Linked DNA regions of Mus musculus: region 1 is linked to region 2. The links are chromatin loops, found by intact Hi-C in ENCODE. Cell type or tissue: heart. All regions are shown on one strand.

What was found. Hi-C counts contacts between places; a loop is a spot of excess contacts. Peaks named below come from ENCODE experiments on the same cell type or tissue, not always from the same donor. Only the 100,000 strongest peaks of a DNase experiment are listed, where the experiment ranks them.
Region 1: it touches region 2 in a loop (2.4-fold over the local background); 2 of 42 quality-filtered maps call a loop at or near these places.

Annotation. Positions count from the first base shown.
Region 1 is chr8:125,179,452-125,187,451 of GRCm38, forward strand. The region is part of intron 9 of Disc1 (disrupted in schizophrenia 1); the gene reads left to right. Among named protein-coding and RNA genes, the nearest start is that of Disc1, 130 kb to the left of the region's middle. In heart, no CTCF peak of the experiment used is centred here; a DNase peak (open chromatin) is centred at 4,680; H3K4me3 peaks cover 1,049 bases; H3K27ac peaks cover 3,875 bases.
Region 2 is chr8:125,327,162-125,335,161 of GRCm38, forward strand. No RefSeq gene overlaps it. Among named protein-coding and RNA genes, the nearest start is that of Gm30713, 55 kb to the right of the region's middle. In heart, no CTCF peak of the experiment used is centred here; DNase peaks (open chromatin) are centred at 30, 1,754 and 3,576; H3K27ac peaks cover 5,917 bases.

The DNA of each region.
Region 1 (8,000 bases), 150 kb before region 2:
GTCTGTGTTTCTTTGCTCTGAAGGAGGCTGTCTCCTACCTGCAATCCCTCGCTGCTTTGCTCTTTGACCTGGGTTCTGTCTTTCCAAACCAAGGCAGCTGCTTCTATCTGGAGCCAGGGGCGTCTACACCCAAGAGTCCAGCAGGCAATGCCTGACCACGTATCAGATGCTTCATGGGCCACACATCTGAAAAGAATTCCGAGCCGCATCCATTGCCTTTGCCTTTGAGTGAAATCGTTTCTAAAGAAAGTCTTCAGCTTAACTTTCTTCTCTTTCTACAAATGTTGCCATAGGCAAGCCCAAAGAACAGCGCCTTAGCAGGTCCTCCCTGCTCAAAGAACAGCTCCCCAGTAGGTCCTCTCTGGCTTCCTCAGAGCCTCCAGGGACCCAGCGAACATTTGGACAGACATGTTGCTTTTGGAAATATATCAGCCCAGTAGACAGATTTGCTAAGTCATGGCTGTAATAGTCTTAATGTGATTTGTGACATAGGATGGTGATGTTCCTGTCACTCACCAAAGCCCTTCCCCAACAGAAACGCTCTGAGTACTATATAAATATCATTTAGCCCGTGTCCCACATTAGTGGTCCATTGTGGGGAAACTGAGGCCTATGAGTGAGACACGCCCGTGCGCATACTGATGGTTGATTGCTAGCATGTGCCGGTTTCCCATCTGCAGTGGGCGTGTGGGTAGTGCATGATAGAGGTTGTCAGTCTACTTAGTGAGGGGTATATAAGACAAACAGCCACTTGATTAGTGGGTAGTAAAAGACAAATACATCATTAGTGATGAAAGAGTGTCCCGTCATCACAGTACGTACAAAGTTCATACCGAAGTCCCCTCGGGGTCTACAGGCTCATTGCCAAAAACCACCAGACTAATAAGAATTCCATTATGATTGACACGGTTTATAAAACTTTTTAATGAAAATATAGTTTCATGTCAAACTCAGATAAATTCGGACCCTGATTTTTAATAAGATGGTAGGGTCTCTTGCAGATCCTTTGGGGAGATTGAATCATAAAGCTGTCAGGAGGCAGATCGCTGTGTCTTTCCAGCGCTGGGGTCTTTGCCATTCCATCTGTTCTTTGTAATGAGTCTTTTGGTCCCCATCTTCAGAAGGGTAAGAGGACTAAGCAGCCAGACTCTGTCTGCTGCCCCGAGATGTAGTGTAGATGGCATGAGTCCTGCTGTCCTGCCCGGCAACTGTCTTGGGGGCAGCGGGTGAGAAGGCTTGAAATCAATGGCTCAGATGGGGGAGCAGGCGAGAACACAGTGAACTTAGTTATTAATTCTTGGGGAGCACCCTTTATATCCTCCACTGCATCCCACTGGTCCCAAGCAAGCATGTCTTCCAAGTGGCAGTTCCCGATTGGCTGTCATTGTCTGCATCACCAATCTTTAGGCTCTCAGACAGTCTTCAATTAGGTCCTCAGGCAGAAGTTGCCTCCATGGCTGCATGGCCAGATTAGAATGCTGAGTCCATGGGAGACATAAGAGGATCTTGAGTTCCAGGCTAGCGTGAGCTATATAATGAGACCCTGTATCAAAACTCTCTCTCTCTCTCTCTCTCTCTCTCTCTCTCTCTCTCTCTCTCTGTCTCATAGGGAGAGGTGCTGATACTAAACTCTGGTTCCCTAATTGATTCTTGACTTAGTTGATAAAGGAGGTCGGGAGCCAATTGCTGGGTGGAAGGGACAGGTCCTTCCTGGTCCCAGGAGGAAAAAGAGATGCAGGGAAAGAGAAGGCGGTTTCTGGCCAGGCTTTGGAAGGAGACGCACAAAAGAATCATGCAAGATCTTGGGGAAGGTAGAACCAGGTGGCTTCCACCACCAGCTCATAGCAAAGGAGGTTGAAGGAAGCTAGTCAATAAGTTTAGGGCAGGAGATTCTGTGCTCAGCAATTGTGTTAACAGGCAAATTCTAAAGTAATAAAGCTGTCTGAGTGTTTTTCATCCATGGAGCAAAGGTGGAGGGAGAGAGAGAGAGAGAGAGAGAGAGAGAGAGAGAGAGAGAGAGAGACCATGTGGATGATGGAGGCTAGGTGGAGCTAACCTGGGAGGAACAAGAAAAAAAAAACAAAAACAAAAACGGAGAGGGGCCAGAGCAAGGGTGGCAGCCCCAGGGCTGAGGACACGGGCAAAGGCAATAGTGTATTTTTTTAAATTACATGCTATACACATTAGGCTGGGAGATATCTCAGTGGGCAAAGGGCTTATTGCATAAACATGGTTAGAACATGGTATCTGGTCTCTCCTTCTGCACCCGTGGTTTATTCTGTAAAACAAAGCAGTATTATAAATATTCTAAGACAGATATTTTATTTCTCAAATTTAAATTTATTTTTTTCCACTGATCATAAAAGCATGAAGATATCACACATTTGCAGAGTACCATGTGGTGTCCCACCACGAGTGGAATACTTAAATCTGATTAAATCCCCCTCTCTCCTCAGGTGTGAATTCTTTCTCTTCTGTATGTGTCAGCGGACATTGAGCTCAGGGCCTTGAGTGTGGTGGGCTGAACACGGGGTACAACTGAGCTTAGCTCTGTGCTCTTTCTAGTTATCTGTTTCTTTCCCATGTGCACACACGTGCCATAGTGCATGTGTGCTCAGAGAACAGCCTGTAGGAGCAGGTTCTCTCCTTCTGCCACTTGTGTTTCAGGGATGAAACTCAGGTGATCCAGCTTGTCAGCAAGCCCCTTTATCTGCCGAGCCTCTTGCTGGCCCAGCTCCATATTATATTTTGGTGAAAACAACCAAACTTCTTTTTTTTTCAGGTTTGAAATAATTATTATTGTTATTTATAGTTAGTCCATTGATAAAAATTTGACCATTAGGATTGGGATCTTGGTCTGAACTAGTCTCTTCTGGAAGTTTTTCAGTGTATCTAGTTGGGGACAACGCCATGTGTGGGGATAGAGCAGAGCCAGTCCTGTGTCTACCCATGTCCCTGGGACCATCACTGAAACTGAGAGAGACACCTGTGAGGCCCTGTGCCAGAGAAGAACTTGAGGCTAGAGAATGTCTATTAACCCAGAGAGGGCCCAGGTCCCCCAGACAGTTCCATGCAAGTCCAGTCTGGTGAGCCAGTGAGTCTATCAGGGTTACATGCATGGGGCACAGAGACTGAGGGGCTGAAGAATTCCCACCCTGTCGTGGGCGAGGACTCTCAGAAGCTGCACTTCTGCAGTTCCTCATAGACTGATGAGTCTCCTCTAGTGGGCAGTTGTTGGTTGATGATACAGCCTTGAGAAGGAGCCTGGGAGTCCTGTAGGTTTCACGAGTTTCCCTGCTCCTTGTAAGAGGAAATTTAAAAAAGATTTATCTTAAGTTTAAGAGTGTGTGTGTGTGTGTGTGTGTGTGTGAGAGAGAGAGAGAGAGAGAGAGAGAGAGAGAGAGAGAATGAATGAGTTCTCCAGCACGTGAGTTCAGGTATCATGGAAGCCAGAAGGGGGCATCAGAAACCCTGGAGCTAGAATTATAGGTGGTTGTGAGCTTCCTGATCCGGATACTGAGAACAGAACTCATGTCTTCTGCAAGAGCAGTAGGTGCTCTTCTCTGCTGGGCTGGCTCTCCAGCCCGGAGGGAATGCCTGAGTAACATTCTGTGTATGTGCCCAGTAAGCTTTCCCAGAACTGAGTCTGTGTGACACTCCTTGTCTGCCTCTGAAGCATATTTACTACTCTCAGTCTTCATGTCTGGAAAGACCCCTGAGCACCCTGAGCATACAGGCCAGTTACCGTCTCCACACTGGCTTGTGTCTCTATCACCGTGTAAGGGAAGCTGACAGAGCGAAAAGATCCCAGAGACTCACACAGAAGGGGGTCGATCAAGTCTTTGTCCGGTTATAACTTCCTTTTGAGGCAGGGTCTTTCTCCGTAGTCTTGACTGTCCTAGAGCTTGTTACGTAGGTCAGGCTGGACTCAAACTCACAGAGATTCCCTGCCTCCTGAGTGCTGGGATCAAAGGTGTACACCACCACTGCCCAGACCAAGAATCTTTAGTCCAGTGAGCACTGGGATGTCTTAAAAGAGTAATACTACTAAGGATGATGAATCTTTCAAGAGAAAGTTATCTTTTCACCTAATATATACTTGTGTTGGCATAGCAGTACACAGCTTGGCATGCCTGCCTAGCCCTGCAGGCCACACACACTGAATTTCTGCTTCCTCCTCACAGCTCTGCGTTCCTCAGGCACCTCCCCTTGTGATCCAGTCTCTCTTTTACAAACAGTGCACAGAACCTCTACGGGTGAGGGGCAGCTCTGGGCCAGTGGTCCCTTTGTCCCGAAGTTATATACAGGATCTTCTCAAGATGTGGGCCACTGGAGGGAGATGCCATCTTAGAGGATGGGAAGTCTGACCTGGCTGCTGGCTTCTCAGCCAGATCTTAGAAGAAGAGGCAGGAAGAAGGATGGTAGGAAACTACAAAGAAAAAAAAAAGGGAAGAAAACACAACTCTACCCGAGCTACCGTGCTCTGCACGGACTGGACTCCCCTTGTAACCCGGGTGAAGGATTGTAACTAAGTTGTGATTAAAACCAGGAGTGAGAAGGGTTGTAAATAAGTTGTAATTAGAGCCAGGAGTGAACTCTCAGGAAGGGATCAGGAGCAGCGCCACCCGGACTATGGCCACAAGAGGGCGCTGTGGTGAAGCTCACCAGCCGAGGCTCTCGCTGCTGCTGGGAGCCAGTCACAGAGAAACTCCAAGAGAGGGGCATTCTGGGAGCTCGTCTGTCACCTTGAGAGACTCAATCTTTCTCTTGTAAAACACAGAATAAAGTAACAGATACATCAGCACAGCTGCATGCCTTTTGAGCATCCTCTCCATCCTGGCTCTTGGCTCTGAGCGGTTGTGCCGGGTCCTGTACCCTCTGCGCACCTGCCTTGAGACATCTATCTTCTTAACAGGCTTGATGACAAGGGATATTTTATTTAAACCCTCTTTCAGAACCTTACATTGCTTTTCCACTTGTCTAGTTGGTCGTCAATTGACCTGTCCTTGTGGCAGGAAGTGAAGATTTAAAGAAAGATTGACGAAGATGCCTTTGCGGCTCCTGTTCGGCACAGACTTGGGTCGATGCCTTTGAGGTTCCCTGTACAGAGGACTCTGTACAGTGAGTGGTTGGAGCTGCGTTTAAAAGGTAATAATAGAGGCATGAGCCAGGCACCAAGGAGAAGCTCAAAGCTCCCGTGCCAGCCGCGGGGAACCCCAAACTGATTGCTTTAATTAATTAGGCTGCTGGCAGAGCTGTGGGGCAGGAGGAATTCATCTCCAAGCCTGGTAAAAGGCTGAGGACGCTGGGTCTCAGGCACTCAGCCCTGCAGTTCATGGTTGTTGTTGTTGTTGTGTGACCCACTGGCTGGCTGTTTTCCTCTCCTACAGTGCTGTTAGATTTTCTTAGAAAGTAAGTTACTTATTTGACCTGTGTGTGTGTGTGGGGGGGGGTGTATATATGTAGGGGTTCATGTGACATGGCACATGCATGTGAGCCATCCTGCTGGCCCTAGGAACAAAGATTTTTAAGCCCTCCCAGAGGATGATCATTTCTATTGAAGTAGGAATCCAGGTGAGGCAGCAATGAGAATAGGGGTGTGGCTTAATGTGGGTGTGGCTTAGTGTAGGGGTGTGACCTAATGTGGGTGTGGCTTAGTAAAGACTTGTCTTTGTGGCCATTAACCCTCACATTGCCAACATGGCTTAGACTGTCTTTGGAAGGGGAACAGGAGACTTCAGAATCCACTGTCACAGTCTGTCACTGGGCTTCAGGGAGGGTTCTCCCAGGCCCACCGAGTTCTAAGATCCCTGTATAGGTGGCTGTGATTAAGATGGGACAGACTCAAACTCAAGATGCCACACATCACACATCGTGGGGAGTAGAGCGTTTTGAAGGCAGCCATGTGCCACTGGCTGAGCTCCAGGATGGGCAGAGAAGTGAGTTCCTAAACTCCAGACCCTCTGCCACCCCCTCTACATGGGGCTCCTTCCCTCCTCATAGATCCTTCCACTGCCGGCACCAACGATGACCCCTTTCTATCTTAGTTATATGGTATGTTTCTGTGTGTGTGTGTGTGTGCATGTGTATTTTAGTGTGTGTTCATGTGTGTTTCAGTGTGTGTGTGTGTGTGTGAAGGTGTAGTGTATATATGTATGTGTGTATGTGTGCATGTCTGTCAGTGTGTATGTGAAGATATGTGTATGTGTGTGTGTGGTGTGTGTGTAGTGGTGTGGTATCTGGGGTCATGGGGATGGCAAGCAATGCTCAAATGTTTTAGGTCACCCAATGGCATCTATTCAATAGACACCTTTGCCTGCCACCCTGGTAACCCAAGACCATAGGTTCCATAGCTATCTGGCCCCTAAGCATTCCTGAGCAGATACCAGGGACCCCCTGGTTGTTTTAGATCATGTATCAGGTAACTGTGTGGATAGCAACTGAGCCTTCGCTCACTGAGAGACTCATGAAGTAGCCATTGGCCCAGGCATGGGGGTGTCTTTGTCTAGCAGGTGTTATTGATCTGTTAGCCCATGGGTGAGCTCAGGAAGGCTATGAACATTGCCCAACATATTTGTAGATGTCAGTGTTGTATTGCAACTTGGAAAGTCGGGTGCTCTTAGTAGAAGGATCAGTACCCATCTCTCAGAAAGACGCTGTCATGTTTACTTTTGTACTTGACCCCTCAGTGCATTGAATTATACAGGTATTTTACCTCCTTCAGCATTGACTTTCATTATTGTTAAACACACACACCACACACACACATTACACACATAGACACCACACACACACAGAGGTACATTACACACACAGACACCATACACATACACACTCGCACACACATACACACCTAGAGACACGTGGACACACACACAGACACACATAGGCACACCACACATACAGACATACAGACACACCACACATACAGACACACAGACACACCATACACATAGACATACATATATAATACACACAACACATAAGACACACACATACACACAGAGCCACATACAGACACACACAGACATGCACACAGATATCCAAACACACACAGAGACGTACACACAGAGACACACTCAGACACATACACACAAACACACACACAAACACACAGAGACACACAGTCACACACAAATACAGAGAGACACACACAAACTTACACACAGACATACACAGAAAGACAGACACACACAGAGATACACACACAGATACACACAGAGACACAGACACACACACACACACCACCTCTATCTTAAGTGTCCATGCTGTGGGTTCTTGTTGCAGTGGTTTTTCTTCATTTGCTTGGGAGCTCCTGTGACTCCCAGCTCTTCTGATATCAGACACAGCTGCACATCACTCTTGATCTCGGGACCCTACTTCCAGTTCCTAGCCGACTACAGAACGAGGGGACTGTGCACAGAGAAGGGCTTCATTCCAGAAAGGCTGTGCCGGGTGGGTCGCTGTCTCGGAGGAGGCTCCAGTGTTTGCTGTCTGTTTTCCGTTCCTTTTCCCGTCGTCACTGTTTGACACTCTGCCGTTGTTTGCCCACTGTTGCCTGTGTGTCCCTCTTTCCATCTGTTCTTAAGAAAAGTTTTATTTTAAACCACCCCAGACGACAGGAGCTGGGTCTTGACAATGCTTAGGGTGGCAGGAGAAGAAAATCCGTATGGAACCGCTCCCCTCCCCCTCTTCTGCCTCTGACAGACTTCTGTTGGGGAGGCAGCCTGCCTCCAAGATAAGTGCAGGTTTCAGAGGTAGGTTCCCTGCGCCCCAAGATAAGCAATTATTTAATAAATTGGCTTTGACATGAGCTTTCTCTTTTAATACTTCCCTTGCCGTTGTAAGATAATCTCCTGCATGTGATTTCCCATTGCTGGCGTGATGACCCGCTGTGGCTCACCTCGGGAGCCTCTGCCTCTTCCTCAGGTGACAGATCCACGTGGAGAGAGATGGCCAGATGTTGGGAGGTTGCTCTCTCGGTTCAGTGCTTGCTATGC
Region 2 (8,000 bases):
TGAGCTAAGCCATACAGCTTGCAGGAAGAAGACACAAAGCCCAAGGGAAAACAGCTGACCCACACTTTTTGCTTCTTGCCATGGCCCCTGGAAGGGAACTCATACAGATTTGGCACCAAGCTCCAAACTCTGCTAGCCCTGGGCAGTGTGGTGCATGCTGTCTCAATGCCTGGGACACCACTTGCTTGTTGAGTCTGATTGCTCGACGGCCTGATTCCTCTACTCCAAGTTGTCTTCTCCCAAAATCAGGGTGCAGCCAGCGCAACTTTAACAAGGAGGGTGGTAAACTTGTCCCATAGCCAAAAAGCAAGGCCACTCTGGATGTCATCGTCTCCCCACAGATGAATTGAGGCTTCTTCTGTGAATGTATCTCTCTGCAGCTCTCCCCTCTGCCCATTCACACTGACACTCGCAGCAAACGTTCCCTCTGGAAGTTTCCACATAGCATCTCTTCCCAGGGAGCCCAAGTTGAACCAGGCAGCTGTGTTCAGACAAATTGGCTCCCCTCCCTTCATCCTCTCTGTTCACCAAGGTCATCCTCAGGTATTGTATTAACTTGGGGCAATTACAAAATGAATAAGTGACGTATTTGGCCCTCAAATAGCTCACAGTCTATTCAAGGAGAAGAATGTGTCTAAAAATAGAATCATCAAAGCTTTTGTGAGAAATGGCGGGCCCACCAGTAACCCTTTAAAATGCGGGTCAGGTGCCTTTTTCAAAGCAGTCTTCACTCAATAACTACTCACATGTGGATAGAAAGTTCCACCTGCAGACTCAGTGAAGGGCGTCCCGGACAGACTGCCCCAGCTTCAGAAGTCCCACAGCACTTGATAAAGCCAACTTTTGTATTTCAAAACGCCGGAGCCTCTTGGCTGTGAAGCCAGCTCTGTCAGCAAAGTGCCTTCCACAGGACCGTGAGGACGGAGGAGCTGAGTCCCCAGAACTCTGTAAGGAGAAGCGAGGTGTGTAGTGTGCACCCGGCATCCCAATGCTGGGAGGGGGAGGGGGAAGGAGGCTCCCCAGAGCTCCAGGCCAGCCAGCCTAGCTGAATCAGTGACTTCCAGGGTCAGTGAGGGATCCTGTCTCAAAAACTATGATGGAGCAAGATTGAGGAAGACACCCTACATCTCTCTCTCTCTCTCTCTCTCTCTCTCTCTCTCTCTCTCTCTCTCTCACACACACACACACACACACACACACAGAGTGAGGAAGGAATGCCTGAACCTTTCTGACCTATTCTGAGTCCTTCTTTTCCCCTACAAATGGGGATTTTATGAGTCCCTTCCCACGTCCTTTGTGCTTTATGGTCTCCAGCTCAGGTCTGCTCCCCAGAAGAACTTGACTTGAAATTTGTTCAGATTCTCAGGGAACTGGGTCACCTCTGGCCAGCCAGGAGTGAGGACCTCATTGGAGTTGACAAATAACAGCACTGATAATTCCCTGGCCCAACGTAGCATGGAGGCTGTTAGAACTTCGTGCAGAAATTAGCTGCAGAACCCACCAACAGAAAGAACTGCAATGGTTCATGTTTTGGGTCACTGAAAAGTACAGGCAGACAGCACAAGAATGTGTGTTGGGTGGCTGCTGTTAGGGGTAAAGCTTTGGGGAATGACAAAAGTCCCTAGTGCCGAGTCAGCGGGGCACTGAGAAGAGAGGCCTGGCGCCAGTGATGTGGCAAGACTGGGATTCTGGCAGGAAAGGGATGCAGGAAGCTGAGGAACAGACCCAGATTGCAATCACAAGAACATTCTAGAGAAGTTATAGCTCTCTAAGAATGGGTGGGCCACCACACCAAAGCCAGGACATTTTGGGGAAAGCCTGGATCCTGAGACAGGAGACGGGGACATCATGATTAACAGACTAGAAAGTTTCCCCTCAGCCATGGGACTCCCAGAAGTTACCACCCATCAGAAGCTGGGACAAAGGATTCTATCCTGTGGGGAACAAATGTCCCTCTGGAGGCCTTAGCCACCTTCTCTCTGGCAAGGTCAACAGCTAGTCACAGCACAGGGCAAACAGCTCCTGTGGAAAAGGCAAACTCCAGACTCCAAAATACTCCAGGACATGCTCAAGGGCAGCAGGAGGATGCAGCTCAGGGTGCAGTGGATTGTGTGATGGATTAGAGAAAGTTTATCACGTCGTGAGCAGGAGCAAACACCCTGCCTCAGAACCTTGGGATGATCCCAACACGCTATGTGGGAGGCTCCTGGAACTACCAACAACACAGTATGTGGGTGGCTCACCCTACCAGAGAACGCTGGCATTGCCCATGCAGGTGGTAGAAACGGTGATCAGAAGCCTCAGAGTGATCAAAATGCCCAAGGGGGTATTGTCCTCAAGGACTAGGGCTGCGGAAGCGCTTCAGGGAGAGACAAACAACATCTACCCCTTTCTTCCAAGGCATCTGTGACAAACTGAAGTAGGATCCCATCAAACATTTCCCCTGGGACCAACAAGTTTGTTATCCTTACATGGGGGAGGGTTTGCTGGCAGGAACTTGGCTTAACCCAAAGCAGCTTCTGGGGACCATCATCACCCACCATGGATGATGGCTTCCCTGAGCTGCATAGGTCAAGCTTCCTCAGCCTATACACCCTGGCCCATCTCCAAGCCCCTGACACCATGTGCAATTGACGCAGAACTGAGTAGAGATGCCTGGGAGGGGCAGGTGGAGACTTGAGTAAGGGTTCAGTGGTCTCCCCTCCCCACCCCACCCTGTAAGGAAATGTCAAGAGCCACAGGTCTGACCAAGACTGAGGTCTGCAAGCAGGCACAGCTGATCCAATGGAGATAGCAGCGGTTTGGCTTAAAGGACACCGTTCTACAATAAAGGACACACAGACCCAAAAAAGGAGTGTGCTAGAAGCATGGCCAAGGTATCAATGAGAAGGCCCAAGTTGTTTGTCTGTGAGCCACAGTGAACCAGGCTTGATGATACCCACGAGATGGGCCCCTGACAGTGGGCAGGAGGCTGAGCTTCACCATCAGGAGTAGGCAGGTCACAAGGGCAGGATTACAGCACCCAACCAGAGTGTGGGCCCACACTGAGTGATGGGGATTGGGAGACCTCATCCTTCAGCCAGCAAGGGCTCTGGTCCATCTCTGTAACTGAAAGAAAACAATGAGACGAAAGTTACAAGGCCCCAGAATCCTCCGCAAGAGCTCCAATCTCATGTACACCCTCTGAGCCAAAGCCATTTTCATACCTAGAAACAGCCTTGCAATATGGCGCTGCATTGGAGTGTGCTCTGTACGGACCTTTCAGATGCCTCCCTGGATAACACATGGCCGACTCCTCGGGGTATTGTTCATCAGGGAGAGGCACAGAGTAACCATTCTAAGTAGCACAGTCCTTGGGGACCCAGACAAACTTTCCTGCCAAGATAGTGGACTCGGAGCCAGTGATCAATGAGGTTTGGCCCAGATTGCTCTCATTAGACCCCCACCAGCCCTGCAGACCTACTCTGTGTTGTCAGCCTGGTTCTGACTCAGTCACTGCCAAAGGAATGCTGAGACCTTTCTCAACCCTCGCTGCCTGCTGAAGCCCTGGGCCATCATGGTCTTGTAGAAAGCCAAGCTCGTTATCAGGCCTTGCCCAGTCACTTCTCAGGTGGTGACAAGCATGTGTGCAGTCCTTCCTGGGGATAATGGCAGAGATCATCTGCACATTAATGACCAGGCATGGAGTGGTTGCTGGGGGAGGGCCATTAGTCCCCAGCAGACTCTGGCTGGTTTCTGTGAATATCCTCTAAGTGGTTACCCTGGAGACCTTCTTAATTAATCGAAATCCTTTGCACACAGCCGCAGTCTGTCACTGGCCGGGAGAAGCAGACTTTTCTGAAGGTTTGGCCCGAGGCTGTCCTCTATCCAGAGGACTTCTCTTTCTAGGTGGTTTCCTGGTGGTATTGAACAGCATCTGTGTGCCTTCAAATGCCAGGCAGCCTAGTCCTATGAGCCTAACCTCTTCTTGGAGGCTCTCTATTCACTCCAAACCCAATAGGACTGAAATCAAACACCCTCTTCCATCACGAGCATGGCTAGGTCTATGTGACACTCTTCTCTGACTAGAACCTTGCACACATTTGGTTGTACAAGACAGAAATGTAAGGGGTTCTTCTTAGCATACAACCAGAAGTTGTCTTAAATCCCTGGCTCTGCCTTGCTCCAACCCCAGTCATCTCCAGAGCCTGTTTTGTTAAATTATTTATTTCTCCAATCCATCGACCTCTTCCTCTGAGCTCTGGTCATCTCAGCAGCCCTGGGAGGCAGCAAGCTGTGGCCTCTCAGCTGGTCTCTTACATCTCCACATGGTCTGTCAGTTTATCTTCACTATCTCAGTAAGAGCAATCTCTTCAAAAGGCAATCTGATTACTTCAGCCCATGGAAGCCGAAGTGACCTCCATGGATCCTCCTATACTTAACTTGAGCTGATCTGTATGAGCAGTACAAATACTCTGTACCCATCCTGGATGCTCAGAACTGAGAAGGCCCATGGAGAGGCCCACCCAGAAGAGGGTACAATACCCCTTTGTCCATGTGGTTATAGAAGTGGGTCTCAGCCACAGTCATGAGATGGCGACAGCTCTGGGAGACAGCCTCACTGTGGCTTTAGAGAAGCCTGAACCTGAGACACTGTCTTCCTCATACCTGGGTTCTGACTTGCTCACTGTGGAAATGCTGTGCTTGTATTACAGGTTTGAGGAGTTACTTGTTACACACAAGGAATAACTGGTACATAATTGTTGTAGTTTGAAAGTAAAATGCCCCCTGAGTCTCATGTGTCTGAACACATGGTCCCCAACTAGTGATGGCTCTGGGAAGGTTATAAAACCTTGAGGAGGTGGAGCCTTGGCAGAGGATTTGGAGCCTCGGTAGAGGAGGAAGAGTCTTGGTAGAGGAGTTGGAGCCTTGGCAGAGGAGGTGGAGTCTTGGTAGAGGAGGTGGAGTCTTGGTAGAGGAGATAGAGTCTTGGTAGAGGAGTTGAAGCCTTGGTAGAGGAGGTGGAGCCTTGGTAGAGGCATAGAGTCTTGGTAGAAGAGGTAGAGTCTTGGTAGAGGAGGTGGAGCCTGGGTAGAGAAGGTGGAGCCTGGGTAGAGAAGGTGGAGCCTGGGTAGAGAAGGTAGAGCCTGGGTAGAGAAGGTGGAGCCTGGGTAGAAGAGGTAGAGTCTTGGTAGAAGAGGTAGAGTCTTGGTAGAGGAGGTGGAGCCTTGGTAGAGGAGGTGGAGTCTTGGTAGAGGAGGTGGAGCCTGGGTAGAAGAGGTGGAGCCTTGGTAGAAGAGGTAGAGTCTTGGTAGAGGAGGTGGAGCCTTCATAGAAGAGGTAGTGTCTTGGAAGAGGAGGTGGAGCCTTCATAGAAGAGGTGGAGCCTTGGTAGAGGAGGTGGAGTCTTGGTAGAGGAGGTGGAGCCTTCATAGAAGAGGTAGTGTCTTGGAAGAGGAGGTGGAGCCTGGGTAGAAGAGGTGGAGCCTTAGTAGAAGAGGTAGAGTCTTGGTAGAGGAGGTGGAGCCTTCATAGAAGAGGTAGTATCTTGGAAGAGGAGGTGGAGCCTGGGTAGAAGAGGTGGAGCCTTAGTAGAAGAGGTAGAGTCTTGGTAGAGGAGGTGGAGCCTTGGTAGAGGAGGTGGAGTCTTGGTAGAGGAGGTGGAGCCTGGGTAGAAGAGGTGGAGCCTTGGTAGAAGAGGTAGAGTCTTGGTAGAAGAGGTGGAGCCTTGGCAGAGGAGGTGGAGTCTTGGTAGAGGAGATGGAGTCTTGGTAGAGGAGGTGGAGCTTTGGTAGAGGAGGTGGAGTCTTGGTAGAGAGGTGGAGTCTTGGTAGAGGAGGTGGAGCCTGGGTAGAAGAGGTGGAGCCTTGGTAGAGGAGGTGGAGCCTGGGTAGAAGAGGTGGAGCCTTGGTAGAAGAGGTGGAGCCTTGGTAGAAGAGGTAGAGTCTTGGTAGAAGAGGTAGATTCTTGGTAGAGGAGGTGGAGTCTTGGTAGAGGAGGTGGAGTCTTGGTAGAAGAGGTAGAGGAGATGGAGCCTGGGTAGAGGAGGTGGAGCCTGAGTAGAGGAGGTGGAAAAATAAACCAAGAAGTGGGAGAGAGAAGGGGTGAGGGAGGGAAGGAGGAGAGACTTGAAATGAGGGGAGCACTGTTTGCTGTTTAATAACTCAGAAGAGAACGCGGTGGAGGTAGTGAAGACAGAAGGAGGAGTGGCAAGTATTTAGAGTAAGAAGCCTGCCATTTGTCTCTTGATTCCTCCTGGCAACCACTCCTGGTTTGTCACTTCAACTCCTTGACCTCCGCAGGCGCACTCTAATCCTCCTGGACTTTAAGCCTGCCCTTTCTGTCCATCTGTCCCTACTTGGCCTTTCCTTTAAAACCCCCTTTTCAGTGGCCTCCGTTTCCCCCACCCCGTCTGAATTGTCATTTAAGCCCAACCCATTTCCTAGTAGCTTGAATTCTCAGAGTCATGAGTCTCAGGGCCTTGTGGTGATGGCTCAGCTTCCTCCCTGGGTCTTAGCACAGTCGGGCTTCTTAGGAATGAATCGAGAACCACGACCATGACATCATGGAAGAAAAGGGGGGTCCCATCCAGGCTTCTCTCTCTCCTCACTCACTGGACTCACTTGCTGTCTGCATGGCTGGAATGCAAACTACTCAGGCTTCAAGTGACACAGAGCTGGAGCAGAGGCAGGGCCAGGGCGGGCAGGTGGGGGATCAGAGGGAGCTGCCCTTCTCCTCAAGCCAGTGTCACATCTCTGCACAGAGGAGTGGCTTAGTCAGCGTTTCTATTCCTGCTCAAACTTCATGACCAAGAAGCAAGCTGGGGAGGAAAGGGTTTTTTCAGCTTACATTCCCACATTGCTGTGCATCACCAAAGGAAGTCAGGACTGGAATGCAAGCAGGTCAGGAAGCAGGAGCTGATGCAGTGGCCATGGAGAGATGTTACTTACTGGCTTGCTTCCCCTGGCTTGCTCAGCTTGCTTTCTCATAGAACCCAGAACCACCAGCCCAGGAATGGCACCACCCACAATGGGCTCTCCCACCGTTGATCACTAATTGAGAAAATGCCTTACAGGTGGATCTCATGGAGGCATTTCCTCAAGGGAGACTCCTTTTTCTGTGATAACTCCAGCTTGTGTCAAGTTGATACCCAAAACCAGCCAGTACAGTGGTGGTCTGAGAGATGAAGCACCCACTGCCCAGACACAGCTGTCTCTTGGCATCTGGGCTTGGTAGAAGAACTTTTCCCAGATAGGAGCATCTTAGTGTGTACCTGACTCCAGAAACAGCTTCAAAAGGGCTGTGACTCTCAGGTGAAACCACATCAAACAAACAAACAAACAAACAAACCCACCAACTCAGGGTCCAGGAAAATGGCTCACAGTGCTTCTATCCATGCAAGCCTAGTGACCTAAGTTCAGATCCCAGAACCCACGTAAAAGCTGGGCACATAAAAGTAGCACCAGTGTCAGAAACCCATGGCCTCCATGGAGAGACAGGAGGTGAAGACAGGAGGATTCCAGGAGCTCGAGGGCTGGCTAGCCTGGTATATTCAGTGTCAAAGAGATTGTGTCTCAACCAGTATGGAAAGCCAAAAAGTTGTCCTACTAGCTCCACACGAATCTGTGACACTCACGTGACCCGACTCACAAGCACACAGACATATGCACTCACACATCAAACAGAGTTATCAAAAAATCCTCACCAACACACAATTGTGTGCATATGCATATGACTGTGTGCATGACTGTTACCTGTAGCCATTCTCGCCACCCTGTATATTTATTTCCACCCTAGTATGGTTTTTAAGATAAAACTCGACGTCTCTGGTGACCTCAGGTGTCCTTTCTCTTCTTGGTATCCCAGGTGGGGTGACACAGCTGAGAGTTAAACTCCAGGCAAATTTTATCATTTAAAACCAGACACCAAGGCAACAGTCTGGGTGGCGTATATTAATATGCTAAGGGCATAGCAGGGAAGGAGGCTGGGCTGCCCCCAGGGGGAGGAGGGGGCAAAAGTGT